Regions from separate parts of the Homo sapiens genome. Here region 1 is linked to region 2. A link is an interaction called in ENCODE POLR2A ChIA-PET data of the cell type or tissue named here. Cell type or tissue: K562. All regions are shown on one strand. Each heading gives the region's core, and the rest is flanking DNA. Links, peaks and the distances in the headings are about the cores only. Region 1 overlaps TRIM71 (tripartite motif containing 71). Region 2 has its middle 26 kb from the start of CNOT10.

Region 1 (8,525 bases), core at 2,299-6,298, 190 kb before region 2:
AGAATTTAATTGCAAATACCTTTTGCTATTCTCTTCGTGTTCCTAAAATATTTTCCAAGACAAAGCTACATGTTTCATTATTGCTTATACTAAATACCAGATAAAGTTTGTTTTTGTTTTTTTTTTTTTTTAAAAGACAGTATACAAATATAAACCTTCCTCTACCCAGTTAGAGTTCTGTAATCCTCAGGCAGAGGCAATTCTACCTGTGTGCCATCAACCACTGCTAAATTCAGCTGCTTTCTTTTTTTCATTACTTCCAAACTCAAGAACCCTCAATGGCTCCCTATCCCCTACAGGTCAAGAATAAATGCCTGCTGGGTTTAACAAGCCTGACTTTAATAGCACATTCCCATAGCTCCCTAAAATGAGCCTAGCACAAGAAGACCTCTCTGGCAAAATGCTCTTGTCTTGCTTTGGGTCCGTTTCTAAGTTCTCACATCTGAGAGCCCCACTCTCCTATCACTGCATTTGTTTGAACCACTGTTTTGCTTCCCAATACTTCAAATTTCTACACAACACCCTCAGGCATAAACCCAGTAGTGGACATATGGAGAAGCTGGAGAAACCTATTTATCTGCCTCCCAACCCCCACCCTCCCTCTGGTCAGAGAAAGGAACACAGCCCTCAATGTCCTTCTCCAGGATGTGCCTCCGGCGCTCCAGTTTAGGCCGTGACACTGTCCCTGTCCCCAATTTCATTCATGGCCCCACAATCCAAAAGGCTACCCCCCAGGGAATCTGTGACCAGTTTGGTCCAAGGCCGAGGACCGACCATAAAACAGCCTGGTCCAAGCTGGCAGCAGGTCCAATATAGAGCCTTTGTTCCCACAGGACCCCTCGGGCACGCTCCAGAGGGTTTTGGGTACTTCTCTCTCCTGAATAGTTGTTCCCAAGTGGGAAGTGAACAGAAAATTCCTTTCCTGCCTACCCCACAAAAGAAAGCTGTTGCTATGCCTAAGTGATAACATCAGCTTTCCTTTCTCTCTTTTGCAATTTTGATACTCTTCAGACCTGTTTTGCCACCTGAAATTTAAGTTTGAAATAATTAAGTTTCCCAAGATTAATGTCACACAGTAGAACTGCCCCAACCCTTTCAAAGTTGCCAGTTCAGGCAGGGCGTGGTGGCTCAAACCTGTAAACCCAGCACTTTGGGAGGCCAAGGCAGGCAGACCACCTGAGATTAGGAGTTAGAGACCAGCCTGGCCAACATGGTGAAGCCCCATCTCTACTAAAAATACAACAATTAGCCAGGCGTAGTGGCGGGCACTTGTAATCCCAGCTACTCGGGAGGCTGAGGCAGGAAAATCGCTTGAACCTGGGAGGCGACGGTAGCAGTGAGCTGAGATCACACCACTGTAACTACAGCCTTGGCGACAGAGCAAGACTGTCTCAAAAAAAACAAAAACAAAAACAAAAAACAAAGTTTCCAGTTTGCCAGTTCACTTTCATTAATTAAAGGTGAGGAGGACAACGCTAAGTCTTCAAAGAACTTAGCTGGGTGGATTCAGTTAAGGAGAGAAATATACCAATCAGTGAATTCTGCATATTCTCCTTATCCTCCTCATTGGCTTGGCCATTTGTTCATTGTATTCCACTCTATTACCAACTGTATTCAGTTCTTTTACTAATTGTAGCCTGAAATTCAAATTTCACCATCTACTTAAGAAATTTTCTAAAAAGTGAGAGTGAGGAGGAAATTGAGACGTAAGGCTTATCAAAAAGAACAAACTTTTTTCCCCACAGCCCGAGAAACACAAGGTTTTAAAATGTGTAAGCTGAACCAGTAACATTTCCATAGTCACAGTGAGAAAGCGGAGCTTTCTAAAAAGCTTGACAGAACCATAAGAAAACAAAACAGGAAAGTGGAGAGGCTTGTTTTGAAAAATAATAATTTGTTTTTCATTTTGTGTATTTTGATAGAGAACACCTTTTCTATTTAAACCCCTCCCCAACCTGCACCTCAGGATGTCTCATTAGAATGAGGTGGGTGGTGGGGGTGGAGAATGACTTGAGATTTCGGGATCTGATCAATGCAACATGTTAGGGGCAGAGCACAAGGTCAAAAGGAAATGATTAATCCCACAAGAGAAACAGGCGGATAGGGCAGCGAATGGTCCCCCCTACAAAACCCTCACTAACAAGCCGGTCAAGATACCCTGCTTAGCAGCGTTCTCTCCATCCTGCACTCAGTATTTCAGCTTAAAATTCAAAGAATGTTCATCTACACAAGCTAGTCTTCCTTAAAGGTTATTTTTATTTGCTGTTATGTTCCAGTGGTTGCAAAAGAAGGTCGAGAATTAAGCAGGAGAGAGAATGACTCTAGTCATCAGGATGACTAAAACATTCTATGACAATCTGACAATTTCCATTCCTGGAGGGAGCCATGCTGATCATTAATGGAGGACGGAGTATTTTGGGCCTATTTAAAAGCAGTTACCAGTCAAGACATACAATATCCCTTTGAAATACTATGACATCAACACTCTGAAAGTACATAAATAGGTCAAACACAAGAGGAGGGGGAAGGGAAATGCCTTTTGCAAAAATCCTTTGGGAAACAATTTCCTCTTAGCTTTTCACCCTCCCTAATGCTTGCTTTTAGAGAATTGCACACAAAAAAAAATCTGTATTCCCAATTAGCAATGCAAACTTCACCCGCTAACCACCACATCCTCCTATAGAAAACCCTAGATTTGCCACAGGATTAGTATTTTAAACTCAGATGCCTCAACACCTTTCTGTCCCACTACCTGCCTTTGGAAAAGAGGCACGGAACGGAGGGAGACTGGAAGACAACGAACCTCCATGCCACAGGGCCTAAATTCTGAAACCATCCAGATGCGTGGGGTTTTGTTTCATTTTTGGCAATACATAATTAACAGATGACTATCTTGCTTTGAAAGACACTGAAGACATACCCCAAGAACGCTTTGAGCCACACAATCTTAGGAGCTAGATAGGAGCTACCTTCAATTTGTGTGCACAACTTGTGACAATCTCAGGGCCTGGCAACCCCTCAATTAGTGTGCAAAATTTTGAGCGTGCAGTTCTTTCTGGAGAGAAAGTACACAGGTCAGATTCTTAAAGGGGTTCTTGACAAAAAAGTTAAGAATCCATAGCCAATGCACCCAACTCTTACCCCACCGGACAAAAAAAGTGGAAGGGGAAGGAGGCTTGTTTACCTGGTAAAACAGCCACAGTTTAATTAAGAAATAAGGATTAGAACTCCAGGCCCTAGGCCAGGCTCACGCCTGTAAATCCCAGCACTTTGGGAGGCTGAGGCGGGTGGATCACTTGAGGCCAGGAGTTCGAGACCAGCCCAGCCAACATGACAAAACCCCATCTCTACTAAAAATACAAAAATTAGCTGGACGTGGTGGTGCACGCCTGTAATCCCAGCTACTGGGGAAGCTGAGGCAGGAGAACTGCTTGAAGCCTGGAGGCCGAGGTTGCAGTGAGCTCAGATCGCACCATTACATTCCAGCCTGGGTAACAGAGCAAGGCTCTGTCTCAAAAGAAAAAAAAAACCAAAAAAACTCCAGGCCCTATGCAAGATCCTTCCTCTAACCACACTGTTTAAAAATTAGTCCTGGGGGAAACTGCAGTGCCAGCGTTTCTAATCTAAGGCAGGTAAATGAACTCGCTCTACCTTCACCATGAAACAATGTTTAACTACCAAGTAGTAGCTCCACAAGACTGGGTTCCTTCTGACCTTATCCATCCAAACTGAGGGGCTTATTTTCCAACATAACAGCTTTTTAAATTCACTTGCAGTTATCATGCCCTTAAGTCCCCTGTCCACTTAGTACCCCCAGCTTAAGGCTCCCCTGACTGCCCAGGGCCAGGATCCCATGTTTTCCCATTTCCTAAAATAAGAGTGTTTGAAAAAATTTAAATATCATCTTAACCTCTCTCCAACCCTAGACCCCCAGAGCTTCAGGGAACTCATTGAATAGGGGTGAGGGATTGGGGTTTAGGGGCTTAGGGATGTGTCTGGCAGGGCTCTGAAATCCACAAGTTTCCACTGCTCCATGACACTACCACATGAAAGCTCAGCTTTCTGGTTGTCCTGTGACCTCAAGTCTCAGCTAACCAAGGTGATTCCCGCCATCCCCAGACTCCACTGGGTCCACAGCCTGGCCACTGCCCCAGGTTTCATTCAGCTGGCCAAGGCTGGTGTTTTAAAGGGCAAAAATGAAGAGGCATCAGGCATTTTAAAACTGCCTGGCTCAAGGGAAAAATAACCTCAGGACCCTAATCATAGACAAAACTAGGGGTATTTTTGAGCCTCGTTTCCCAAAAAGAACCATAAAAAGAAAACAGTATTAAGAAATATGAGATAAAGAGATAGCAGAGAATTAGCAAAGACAATCCCCTTATTTCTTCGGAGGGAACCTTCCACAACGGCTTCATGCCCTGATGATTCAGGCCCCCACCCCTCCAGGGAAGAGGGGTGGTTATCAGGGAAAGAAGTGACAAGACCAGCTGACTTCTGCAGACAAGATAAGAGTTTATGGGCCAGACCTTGCAAAACTCCCTTGGCAGGATTCCTCTGACCTGTAGAACTAAGAGGGCAGAAAGAAATGCACACTACCCTGGGGTGCACAACTGTCAAAACTCACCATATATTCAGATCTGTGCATTTCATCATGCGCACAGTATAGCATAAGTATCTACCTATCATTTCTATTTAACAAATTAAAAATCTAAGGCAAAGAGATTAACTCACATGAGGTCACACAGTATTAAGTGGCTCTTTGCCATGCTTGTATAAAGTACAGTCGTCTCTCGTTATCTGTGGAAGACTGCGTGTCCAGGACCCCCTTGGATACCAAAATCCAAGGATACTCAAGTTCCTTATATAAATGGTGTAGTATTTGCAGACAACCCATGAACATCCTCCCATATACTTTAAATCATTTCTAGATTGGTTATGAATATCTAGTACAATGTAAATATTATGTCAATAACTATACTGCATTTGAAATTTTTATTGCCTTATTTCTAATATTTTCAATCCACAGTTGGTTGAGCCCATAAATATATAAAACATTACACTCCCAAAACAAAACAAAAAACCAGCCCCATATTGAGAGCCAGCTAAGCCAAGACTCAGAGGCAAATGTGGGAGGAGGCCAACTCCAGGCGAATCTCTGCTTGTCAGCACATTCATTTGTCACATATGGAAAGGCCTGCATTTAACTGAGCACAAAGCTGAGCTCAAGACAGATAGTCAATGTGTACTTGCCAAATGTAAGGATACAGTAAGTCAGGCACTGGCCTGGATGCTTCCCTGTATCAACTCATTTAAAATGCACAACCTTAAAGTTAGTACAGCCATTATGGAGCCAAGGGCACAGAGGTTCCTCAGAAAGTTAAAAACAGCACTACCCTGGCTGGGTGCGGTGGCTCACACCTGTAATCCCGGCACTTTGGGAGGCCAAGGCAGGCGGATCACCTGAAGTCGGGAGTTTGAGACCAGCCTGACCAACGTGGAGAAACCTCTCTCTACTAAAAATACAAAATTAGCGGGACATGGTGGCACGTGCCTGTAATCCCAGCTACTCGGGAGGTGGAGGCAGGAGAATCACTTGGACCCGGGACGCGGAGGTTGCGGTGTGCTGAGATTGCGCCATTGCACTCCAGCCTGGGCAACAAGAGCAAAACTCAGTCTCAAAAAAAAAAAAAAAAAAAAAAATTGCTGGACCTGGCGGCGAGAGCCTGTAGTCCAAGCTGCTCCAGAGCATAAGGCAGGAGAATCGCTTGAACCTGGGAGGCGGAGGTTGCAGAGATGGTGCCACTGCACTCCAGCCTGGGTGACAGAAACTCAAACAAAACAAAACAAAAACAGAACTTCCACATGATCCAGCAATCCCACTTCTGGGTATATATACCCCAAATAACTGAAATCAGTATGTCAAAGAGCTATCTGTCCTCTCATATTCACTGCAGCATTGTTTACAAGACAGCAAAATGTGCCATATATGCATGGGTGAATACTATTCAGCCTTTAAAAGGAAGGAAATCCTGTCATTTGCAACAACTGGGATGAAACTGGAGGTTATTATGCTAAGTGAAACAAGCCAGGCACAGAAAGACAGACACCACATGATGTCACTTATATATGGAATCTAAAAAAGCTAATCTCATAGAAGTAGAGAGAAGAGAACTAGAGTAGAAGTAGAGAGTAGAATATCAGAGGCTGGGGTTGGAGCGGGGGGCTGGGGACAGGGGTGGGTGCAGGGGAGGGGCAAGGGGAGATGTCGGTTAAAAGTTTCAGTTAGACAGGAAGACTTAAGTTTTCAAGAGCTAATGCACAGCATGGTGACCACAGTTGTTAATGATGTATTGAGAACAGATTTTAAATATTTTAAACATTATCATTACAAAAAACATAAGTATCTAAGTTAATTACCTTAATATAATCATTCCACAATGTATGTATATACCAAACATCACATTGTACCCCCTAAACATATACAGTTATTATGCCAATTTAAAAATAAGAAGTGGTGGCCAGGCATAGTGGCTCACGCCTGTAATCCCAGCACTTTGGGAGGCTGAGGCGTGTGGATCACAAGGTCAGGAGATCGAGACCATCCTGGCTAACACGGTGAAACCCTGTCTCTACTAAAAATACAAAAAATTAGCCAGGCATGGTGGTAGGCGCCTGTAGTCCCAGCTACTCAGGAGGCTGAGGCAGGAGAATCCTGTGAACCCGGGAGGCGGAGCTTGCAGCGAGCCAAGATCGCGCCACTGCACTCCAGCCTGGGCGACAGAGCGAGACTCCATCTCAAAAAAAAAAAAAAAAAAAAAGTGGCTTACCAAGTTAGTTTCCCATCCAAAAACATAATAAATAAATGCACAAGCTAGTGAGCCATAGTCTCCAACTCCGTTTTTTAAAAAAGGATGCAAACTGCCAGGTGGATCACCTAAGGTCAGGAGATCGAGACCAGCCTGGCCAACATGGCGAAACCCTGTCTCTACTAAAAATACAAAAATTAGCCAGGCTTGGTGGCAGGTGCCTGTAATCCCAGCTACTCGGGAGGCTGAGACAGGAGAATCACTTGAACCCGGGAGGCGGAGGTTGCAGAGGTTGCAGTGAGCTGAGATCACTCCATTGCACTCCAGCCTGGGTGACAGAGAGACTCTGTTTCAAAAAAAAAAAAAGATCCAAACTTGGCCTAGGTCGCATGGCAATTTGACCCAGTAACCTCATGAAAGATCCCAAGGCCCTTTGTTCTCTCACAGGGCATACTGTCATTAACAATACATACAACTGGCTTATAATATCATATGATCTCATTTACCTAGTGACCACTGAGTTAAAGAAAGGGTTTGTACCTGTGAGTAACCCCCAGAGTAACCCCCAAACTGAAGACTCCTTGCAAACCCGCTAGAGGGAAGGAGGGCTGCCAAGCCAGGTGGCAGCAAGACTGTTCATGGTGTGGTGGCAGGAGCTGCTCAGCCAGATGAGGGACAGTGGGGACTCCTGAATATACTAAACACCTTCTTCTCTTTCATCCTTTTTGCCCTGGCTCCTGGGGATTCCTACATCTTTGCAAGCTTTCTGTGGGTTTGAGCCATGTGTCTCCCACATTTTCACCCAATTAACCCTGGGAGTGAAATGGAAGCCCTGGCATGGTCTGGGAGACACAGCCACAAACATTTCAGCTCTGTCTGAAAATTACTGTACTCCCCTCCACAGCACAGCATTAGCTGTTTTTATACAATCCAGACAGGTACCTGGAAAGCCTCCAGGTGGCTCCTGTTCAGCTCCATTTAGAGAGAGATGCCAACTAGAGGTGAAACCAGAAGGGAAGACCTGGCAAGGCCCTCAGATGCACAGCCTCACCTAGTTCTAGCTGTCCTTGTTTGTGTTGAAGGCAGAGTCCCACATGAAACAACTTTGGGGAGTTTCGCTCAAATTCAGCCCAAAAACTCAGTCTTCATTACCTTGTCTTAATTTGAATTTCCATCCCAATGTCATTAAAATTGGGGAACTTTGGAAGTACGGAATGGCTTCTTAGAAATACAATGTCTCCACTGGCTATCTTTTCAAGGTGGCTCAGAGGAGGGGGATGGCTAAAGGTTGATTCAATATTCTAGGAATTGTTATGGCTTGAAGTTGGTTAACCGACTTCATCAGCTAAGTTAAAGCTTCATTATTATCACAGGCTGCTTAAACCCACCAGGGCATCTGATAATAATACAGGTCTACCAATTTACAACTCAGGAGATATCATTTAAAATGAAATAGAAAAGTTATGATTGGCCAGGCTCGGTGGGTCACTGGTGAGACGCTCTCTACAAAATTTTTTAAAGTTAGCTAGGCATGGTGGAGAGTGCCTGTACTCCTAGCTACGCCAGAGGCTGAGGCAGAAGGATTGCTTGAGTCTGGGAGGCCGAGGCTCCGGTGAGCTGTGATCACGCCACTGCACTCTAGCCTGAGTGACAGGCCGAGACCCAGTCTCAGGGAAAGGGAATAAAAGTGAAGTTATGACTGACAATTGGGTAAAATGC
Region 2 (8,525 bases), core at 3,036-7,035:
AAAAAAATACGAAAACCAGTCAGGCATGGCGGCACGCGCCTGCAATCGCAGGCACTCGGCAGGCTGAGGCAGGAGAATCAGGCAGGGAGGTTGCAGTGAGCCGAGATGGCAGCAGTACAGTCCAGCTTCGGCTCGGCATCAGAGGGAGACCATGGAAAGAGAGGGAGAGGGAGACTGTGGGGAGAGGCGAGAGGGGAGAGGGAAGAGGGAAGAGGGAAGAGGGAGAGGGAGAGCCAGGGAAGGCATTTTTAAACAGGTTTCTTTTTTTGAGTGTCTGATAATGTCTCTCAAAACTGTCAGGTTTAAACCTTGTAGGTCCAATTCCAACATGAATGTAAATAACTTAGCTGAACTACATACATAAGTAACCACATAGTGAGACTGACTGGGGTCTGTGTTCCTCCATTCAACCTGTATTTGTTGTGTCTGTGATGGATTAGCCACTATCTTTCTGATATATTTCAGAGAAGAAATATCTCTTCTCTCACTTACTTCTGTCTGGACTACCAGATATCCCTATGCATACCATCTCTTGTTTCTCTTCCTCAGTCCAGCTGGTTCAGTCTGAGAATTTTACCGACTGTGGGTACACCTTCCACCTTTGCTCTTTCATTTATCAATAAAACCAAAGAAAGAACAATAGTCCTTTTCCTTAGGGTGGTACAAGGAGGCCAAGGCCTCACTATTTATAGCAAATAATGCAAATGGAAATAAACCTAGGTATCTTCTCCTGCAGGTAACTTTGTTTTGGATCTTTGCTACTGTTTAACTTCCTTTGGTGACTAGCCATATTTCATTAACCTTGCAAGCAGTTGAACCTTGCTCAATTGCAGGAAATGCTGGGAAATCCCACTCAGCTGTCCCTACATCTTGTCCCAAAGCACTTGTAGACTGGCAAGGCTTGTTACCTGACTTCCTGTCATGGTAATTTGCTTTATTTCATGTCCCTTATATTTTATTTCTTTTTTTTTTTTTTTTTTTTTTTTGAGACAGAGCCTCACTCTGTTGCCCAGGCTGGAGTGCAATGGCATGCTCACAGCTCACTGCAGCCTCAACCCTCTAGGCTCAAGCCATCCTCCCACTTCAGCTTCCCTAGTAGTTAGGATTACAGGAATGCACCTCCATGTCCAGCTAATTTTTGTTTGTTTGTTTTTGTAGAGACAGGGTTTCACCATGTTCCATGTTGCCCAGGCTGGTCTCGAACTCCTGGACTCAAGCAATCTGCCTGCTTTGGCCTCCCAAAGTGCTGGGATTACAGGTATGAGCCACCATGCCGGGCCATATTTCATTTTTAATTGACTGATAATAACTGTATATATTTATGGGGTAAACTGTGATGTTATGAAACATGAATACATTGTAGAATGATTAAATCAGGCTAATTAACATATCCGTCACCTCACATACTTATTTCTTTGTGATAAGAACACTGAAAATCTCCTCACTGAGCAATTTTGAAAGACATAATCCACTATTATTAACTATAGTCACCATGCTGTGGGGTAGCTCACTAGAACTTACTCTTCTTGCCAGACTGAACCTTTGTGCCCTTCAATTAACAGTTGTTTCCCTCTCCACTCCCTCCCCTCAGCCCCTGGTAATCACCATTCGACTCTCTACTTCTATTAGCTCCACATACAAGTGAGATCATGGGTTATTTGTTTTTCTGTTCCTGGCTTAGTGCACTTAGCATAATGTCCTCCAGCTTCATCCAAGTTGCCACAAATGACAAAATTTTCTTTTCTTTTTTTGGGGGCTGAATAGTATTTTATTGTGTATATATCTCACATTTTTACTTATTTATTTATTTACCTATTTATTTGTTTTTTGAGATGGAGTTTGCTCTTGTTGCCCAGGCTGGAGTGCAATGGCATGATCTTGGCTCACTGCAACCCCCGCCTCCCAGGTACAAGCAATTCTCCTGTCTTAGCCTTCCAAGTAGCTTGGATTACAGGCATGTGCCACCACGCCCATCTAATTTTTTTGTATTTAGTAGAGACGGGGTTTCACCACGTTAGTCAGGCTGGTCACGAACTTCTGACCTCAGGTGATCCACCCCCATCGGCCTCCCAAAGTGCTGGGATTACAGGTGTGTGCCACCGCTCCTGGCCTATTTTTTTATTTTTATTTTTATTTTATTTTACTTTAAGTTCTGGGATACATGTGCAGAATGTGCAGTTTTGTTACATAGGTATACATGTGCCATGGTGGTTCGCTGCACCTATCAACTCATCATCTAGGTTTTAAGCCCAGCATGCATTAGTTATTTGTCCTAATGCTCTCCCTCCCCTTGCCCCCGATCCCGCGGTGTGTGATGTTCCGCTCCCTGTGTCTATGTGTTCTCATTGTTCAACTCCCACTTATGAGTGTCAACATGCGGTGTTTGGTTTTCTGTTTCTGTGTTAGTTTGCTGATGTATGATGGTTTCCAGCTTCATCCATATCCCTGCAAAGGACATGAACTCATTATTTTTTATGGCTGCAATATATCTCATGTTTTCTGTATCCATTTATCCCTTGATGAAAACCATGATAAGATATCAACCCACATCTGTGAGAATGGCTATTATCAAAAAGACAAAAGAGGGCAAGGCGTAGTAGCTCAGGCCTGTAATCCCAGCACTTTGGTAGGCTGAGGTGGGAGGATCGCTTGAGCCCAGGAATTCAAGATCAGACTAGGCAACAGAGTGAGACTCCATCTCTATAAAAATTTAAAAATTAGCCAGGTGCAGTGGCATGTGCCTGTAGTCCCAGCTACTCAGAAGGCTGAGGCAGGAGGATCCCTTGAGGTCAGGAGGTACGGTTGCAGTGAGATGATTGCGTCACCACACTCCAGCCTGAGTGGAAGAAGGAGACCCTACCTAAAAAAGAAAAAAAAAAAGAACAATAACAAGTGGTGGAGTAAAAGGTAACCCTTGTATATTATTGGTGAGAATGTAAATTAGTACAGCAACTATGGAAATCAGTATGGAGGTTCCTCAAAAAACTAAAAATGGGATTATCATATGATCCAGAAATCTCACTACTGGGTATATATCCAAAGGAATTGGCCTGGCACGGTGGCTCACGCCTGCAATCCCAGCACTTTGGGAGGCTGAGGCAGGCAGATCACTTGAGGTTGGGAGTGCAAGACCAGCCTGGCCAACATGGTGAAAACCCGTCTCAACTAAAAATACAAAAATTAGCCAGGTGTATGGCAGGCACCTGTAATCCCAGCTACTTGGGAGGCTGAGGCAGGAGAACCACTTGAACCTGGGAGGTGGAGGTTGTGGTGAGCTGAGATCACACCACTCCACTCCAACCTGGGCAACAGAGTGAGATTCCATCTCAAAAAAATAAAAATAAAAATAAAACAAAAGAATTGAAATCTGTACATTGCTGGACGCAGTGGCTCACGCCTGCAAATCCCAGCACTTTGGGAGGCCAAGGTGGGTGGATTGCTTCAGCCCAGGGGTTTGAGACCAGTCTGGGCAACATGGTGAAACCCTATCTACAAAATAAATACAAAAATTAGCTGGGTGTGGTGGTGTGTACTTGTAATCCGAGCTGCTCGGGAGGCTGAGAAGGGAGAATCACTTGAGCCTGGGAGGTGGAGGTTGCAATGAGCCATGATCATACCATTGTACTCCAGCCTGGGTGACAGAGTGAGACTCTGTCTCAAAAAATAAACAAAAGAATAAATAAATAAAAATAAAAGAAATCTGAACATTGAAGAGATATTTGCACTTCCATGTGCATTGCAGCATTATTCACATTTGCCAAGATACAGAAATGACGTCTACCATTCTTGATTGGAAACACCTATCAGCCTGAAGTATGTGTCAAGGTCTCTGTACCTTACACCTGTCTTCTATGAAGGGTTTAGCCCCTGGCAAAGTATTATAAAGTAGGGGGGATTTTCAAACTAGAGGTTAGGGAGAGGGGGATTGACAGTCTTGTTAGCTTTAGTGAGAGATAGCAGAACCCTGGTAACTGATGTGGGAGTTCCCTGCTGGTTTGTATTCCATTTAACTCTTTTTTTTTTTTTTTTTTTGAGATGGAGTCTCGCTCTGTCACCCAGGCTGGAGTGCGGTGGTGCGATCTCGGCCCACTGCAAGCTCCGCCTCCTGGGTTCACATCATTCTCCTGCCTCAGCCTACAGGCACCTGCCACCGCGCCCGACTAATTTTTTGTGTATTTTTTAGTAGAGACGGGGTTTCACCGTGTTAGCCAGGACGGTCTTGATCTCCTGACCTCATGATCTGCCCGCCTCGGCCTCCCAAAGTGGTGGGATTAAAGGCATGAGCCACCGCACCCAGCCTATTTAACTCTTTTGAGAGAAAACAGAAGGTGAGAAACCAACAAGGTGCACAAAGATACTTAGTGTTAATCTACTTTTGGTTTGTGAGATTATCAACAAATCTTGGCCGGGCGCAGTGGCTCACACCTGTAATCCCAGCACTTTGGGAAGCTGAGGCAGATGGATCACTTCAGGTCAGGAGTTCAAGACCAGCCTGGCCAACATGATGAAACCCTGTCTCTACTAAAAATAGAAAAATTAGCTGGGTGTGGTGGTGTGTGCCTGTAATCCCAGCTACTTGGAGGCTGAGGCACGAGAATCGCTTGAACCAGGGAGGAGGAGGTTGCAGTGAGCCGAGATTGCGCCACTGCACTCCAGCCTGGAGGACAAAAGCAAGACTCCATCTCAAAACAAAACAAAACAAATCTTGTTCTCTGATCATAAACCTCAGATTTATCTGTAGATAGTACTTTGTATACACACTGCAGAAACTATATAAGCCTCTGACTTTATTCAGAATTTGGCAAATAAAAGACAGTGGTTGAAGTTAGCTATGTGGAGCAGTCACCAAACAAGACTGTCACCCTGACTCCAGGTCAGAAGGAGGCTGGCTAATGGATAAAATTAGAAAATGAAAAGCAATAGGTCAATAGAAAGAGTCACGGCCCACAGAGAGATACATTTTAACAGGCGGTAATAAAATTGAATTCCTTCTCTCTGTGGAATAAGCCAATTTTACGTCGGTTTGTAAATTCATTTCAGCATTACTGACTGCTTATGTATCTTGTTCTCTGATCATAAACCTCAGATTCATCTGTAGATAGTAATTTGTATACACACTGCAGAAATTCAGTGTGTTTCTACAGTATGTTTTTCCAGCTGAGGTGAGGCGTGAGGATGGTTTGAGGCCAGGAGTTCAAGGTCAGCCAGGGCAACATAGTCAGACCCTGTCCCTACAAAAAATTTAAAAATTAGCCTGGCATGGTGGTACATTCCTGTAGTCCCAGTACTTCAAAGGCTGAGACGGGAGGATCACTTGAACCCAGGGAGTTGAGGCTGCAGTGAGCTGTGATGGTGCCCCAGTGCACTCCAGCCTGGGTAACAGAGTGAGACCCTGTCTTGAAAACAAAAAGCAAAAAACAAAAAACAAAAACCCAGCAAAACTTTCCAAGTTAGGATGAGAAGGGGAAACAGTTATGGATCAGTTCCTGCCCCTGTTAATCAGAAGTTGCTCCATGTAAGTGCTGAATTGGTTTAGAGAGGGTCAGGGCAGGAGATGAAAAACTTGGTGAGATATTGGTTGAAGCCTGTAAGTGGTCACTGTAGCAGTGGCTTAAACAAAAAGAGTCCAAGACAGTAGTGTGGGAGTGTGTGAGTAAATGCTTAACGACCAGCTTCCAAAAATTGGGAGGAAGCCCTGATCTGTAGCATTTGCCAATTTCCTTCACATGCATATTCCCACTGTGGTCGATTTCAAGCTGCCAATGTGATGTCACTGAATAGAAGGGGTAAGATGTGCACAATGGGCTCTTATAAGCTGGTGGAAGCCAGCTCCAGCTCACCTCTGGAAGAGGATTTGAAGTGGTGCCCAAGACTTTTCCAATATCCTGTAATACACTATCATTCAGGATTCTATGGTTGTAATGCAAATTGGAATTTATTGACTCACATGATTGAAAGGTGCAGGGGTGGAGCTGACTAGACTCAGTTGCTCAGATAATGTAGTTGAGAATTCCTCTTCATTGTTTACCTTTGCCTTTTTCCCTGTTGGCTTCATTCTCAGGCAATCTCTTTCCGCATAGTGGCAACATGAACCCCCACAAACCTCAAGTTCACATGCTAGCAGAAGGCATCTTCAGCAGAGAACTGCTCTTTCTCATTAGTTCCAGGACTCAAAGCAGACAGCCTAGAGTTTCTCTAGATTTGACTATATATTGATTACATACATATACATATACACATACATGCATATTTGAACCCTTCTATCTGTATAGATATAATGTTGTGCATTCTATATGCTTTTCTCCACAGGTCTTTTTTGTGTGTTACAATTTATCTGGCTGGGCACGGTGGCTCAAGCCTATAATCCTAGCACTTTGGGAGACTGAGGTGGGTGGATCACCTGAGGTCAGGAGTTTGAGACCAGCCTGCCCAACGTGGTAAAACCCTATCTCTACAAAAAATACAAAAATTAGCCAGGCGTGGTGGCAGGTGCCTATAATCCCAGCTACTGGGAAGGCTGAGGCAGGAGAAACGCTTGAACTCGTGGGGGCGGAGGTTGCAGTTAGCCGAGATCGCACTGTTTCACTCCAGCCTGGGCAAAAGAGTAAAACTCCACCTCAAAAAAACAAAACAAAACAGTTTATCTTAGGCATCATTTCATAGCCCTTATAAAAATCTTCAACTCTTCCTTATTCCTTTTTATAGCTGCATAGCATTCTATTGTGTAGATGTATCATGTCTTATGTTATAGCCATTGTATGGTTTTCACAATCTTTTGTGCTGCAATGAGTAGCTATGTGCATATACCTTTTCATATTTTCATCAGGGTATTCTAAGATAGAGTCTGAGAGATAAGATTCCTGGGTTAAAAAAATGAATTCATATGTAACTGTGCTAGATATAGACAGATTCCTCCATATAGGCTTTACTAGTTTGCATTTCCCCAGCAATGTTTGAGTGTCTGTTTCTGCACAAACTTGCCAAGAGAGTTTGTTGTCGAACTTTTACATTTTGTCAGTGTGGGAGATGAGAAATTGTCAGAATCAGTTTAACTTTCTGTTACTATGAACAAGGTTGTGCATGTTTTCATATGGTTAAAGGACATTGCATTTGTTTTTCTTGTGAAGTGTCTTTTAAAATCTCTAGTCCATTTTTCTATGAGGTTGTTGGTCTTTTTCTTCTCTCTACATTTCCCAGATCTGCCCATTGAAAAGGTCTAGAAACAGTGATAAACCAAAGAGAAATGAGCACCCTAAGCACCCAGAGGATGGTTTTCAAAGACCATTTCACACCGGGAAAATCAAGACTCTTTGGGGAAAATGGCTGCTTCCAAGTCTGGGATAGAAAATGAAATATGCAAGATAAGCCTGGAGCATCTCGTCAAAGCAGCTTTCAAGGAAGCTATCAAAGAGGTTGGTGTCAAAAGTATTCAGAAATCAACTTAAAGAGGTTGCACCGGTCAAATGTGAGATAATCTGAGTGTTAAAAAATGCAGTGGATGGTTCCATCCTGGCTAACACGGTGAAACCCCATCTCTATTTTAAAAAAATACAAAAAATTAGCTGGGTGTGGTGACGGGCGCCTGTAGTCCCAGCTGTTCGGGAGGCTGAGGCAGGAGAATGGCATGAACCCGGGAGGCGGACCTTGCAGTGAGCTGAGAAAGCGCCACTGCACTCCAGCCTGGGCGACAGAGCGAGACTCTGTCTCAAAAAAAAAAAAAAAGAAAAGAAAAGAAAAAAAATGCAATGGATTGAAACACATAAAATAAATGTAAATTCATGAGTTTATAGTGCTGCTGAAACAAATTATTTAGTCACTGTTGCAGGATGGTAGAAAATAACTCATTTGGAAAGCTTGAAAATAAAAGTAGAGAATCAGGTATGTATGCTGCCTTTCCAATGCCACTATTTGGTACAGTACCTCTATGTCACCAAATAGTAGATGAGGGGAAGTGGAAGTGTTCTTTATAGAAGTAGTCCAGCTGATACACAAAGAAGAAATGAAAAAATTAGAATATAACTACATGTAAATCTCTAATGGAGTAATTGATCTATTATTGGTCATCAATAGCTGATCATGAGAGATAAAGTTGTTATGTGCCTCCTAATTGAAGAACACAATATGAAGCAGTCTTGCAAAAAATCAATCAATCAAGCAAGCAAATAGACAAAACAAAACAAAATAAAACCAAACAAAAAGAAAGTTGATTAAGCCTCTAGATCTAACTACAGAAAATTCGGAAGGCAGAAGAACACGTTAAATAAACCAGAAGGAATGCAATCAGCAAAATTGAGTCAGCACTTTCTAATAGAATTTTCTACAATGATGAAAGTATACAATATTTGCACTGTCCAGTAGCCATTAGTCAATACATTGTATGGACGTATCTGTAAGCCAGGTGTGAGCTTTTTGGCAAAGCTGGTCATAGGAGAGTCTACACAAGACCATGGATGTGGATTGATGGAGGGGCAGCAATGCAGCAAGAGTAGGTGTCAAAGGAGGAGCAGATATTGAACAAGTCAGAG

The links. Peaks named below come from ENCODE experiments on the same cell type or tissue, not always from the same donor. Only the 100,000 strongest peaks of a DNase experiment are listed, where the experiment ranks them.
Region 1: POLR2A ChIA-PET joins it to region 2 with 5 read pairs; 2 of 35 experiments call an interaction of 5 or more read pairs at or near these places.

The regions. Positions count from the first base shown.
Region 1 is chr3:32,844,366-32,852,890 of GRCh38, reverse strand. The region is part of intron 1 of TRIM71 (tripartite motif containing 71); the gene reads right to left. Among named protein-coding and RNA genes, the nearest start is that of TRIM71, 31 kb to the right of the region's middle. RefSeq lists a silencer at 5,060-5,354 and an enhancer at 5,006-5,586. In K562, for the core only: no CTCF peak of the experiment used is centred there; a DNase peak (open chromatin) is centred at 4,450; H3K27me3 peaks cover 772 bases.
Region 2 is chr3:32,655,132-32,663,656 of GRCh38, reverse strand. No RefSeq gene overlaps it. Among named protein-coding and RNA genes, the nearest start is that of CNOT10, 26 kb to the left of the region's middle. In K562, for the core only: no CTCF peak of the experiment used is centred there; no DNase peak of the experiment used is centred there; H3K27me3 peaks cover 1,588 bases.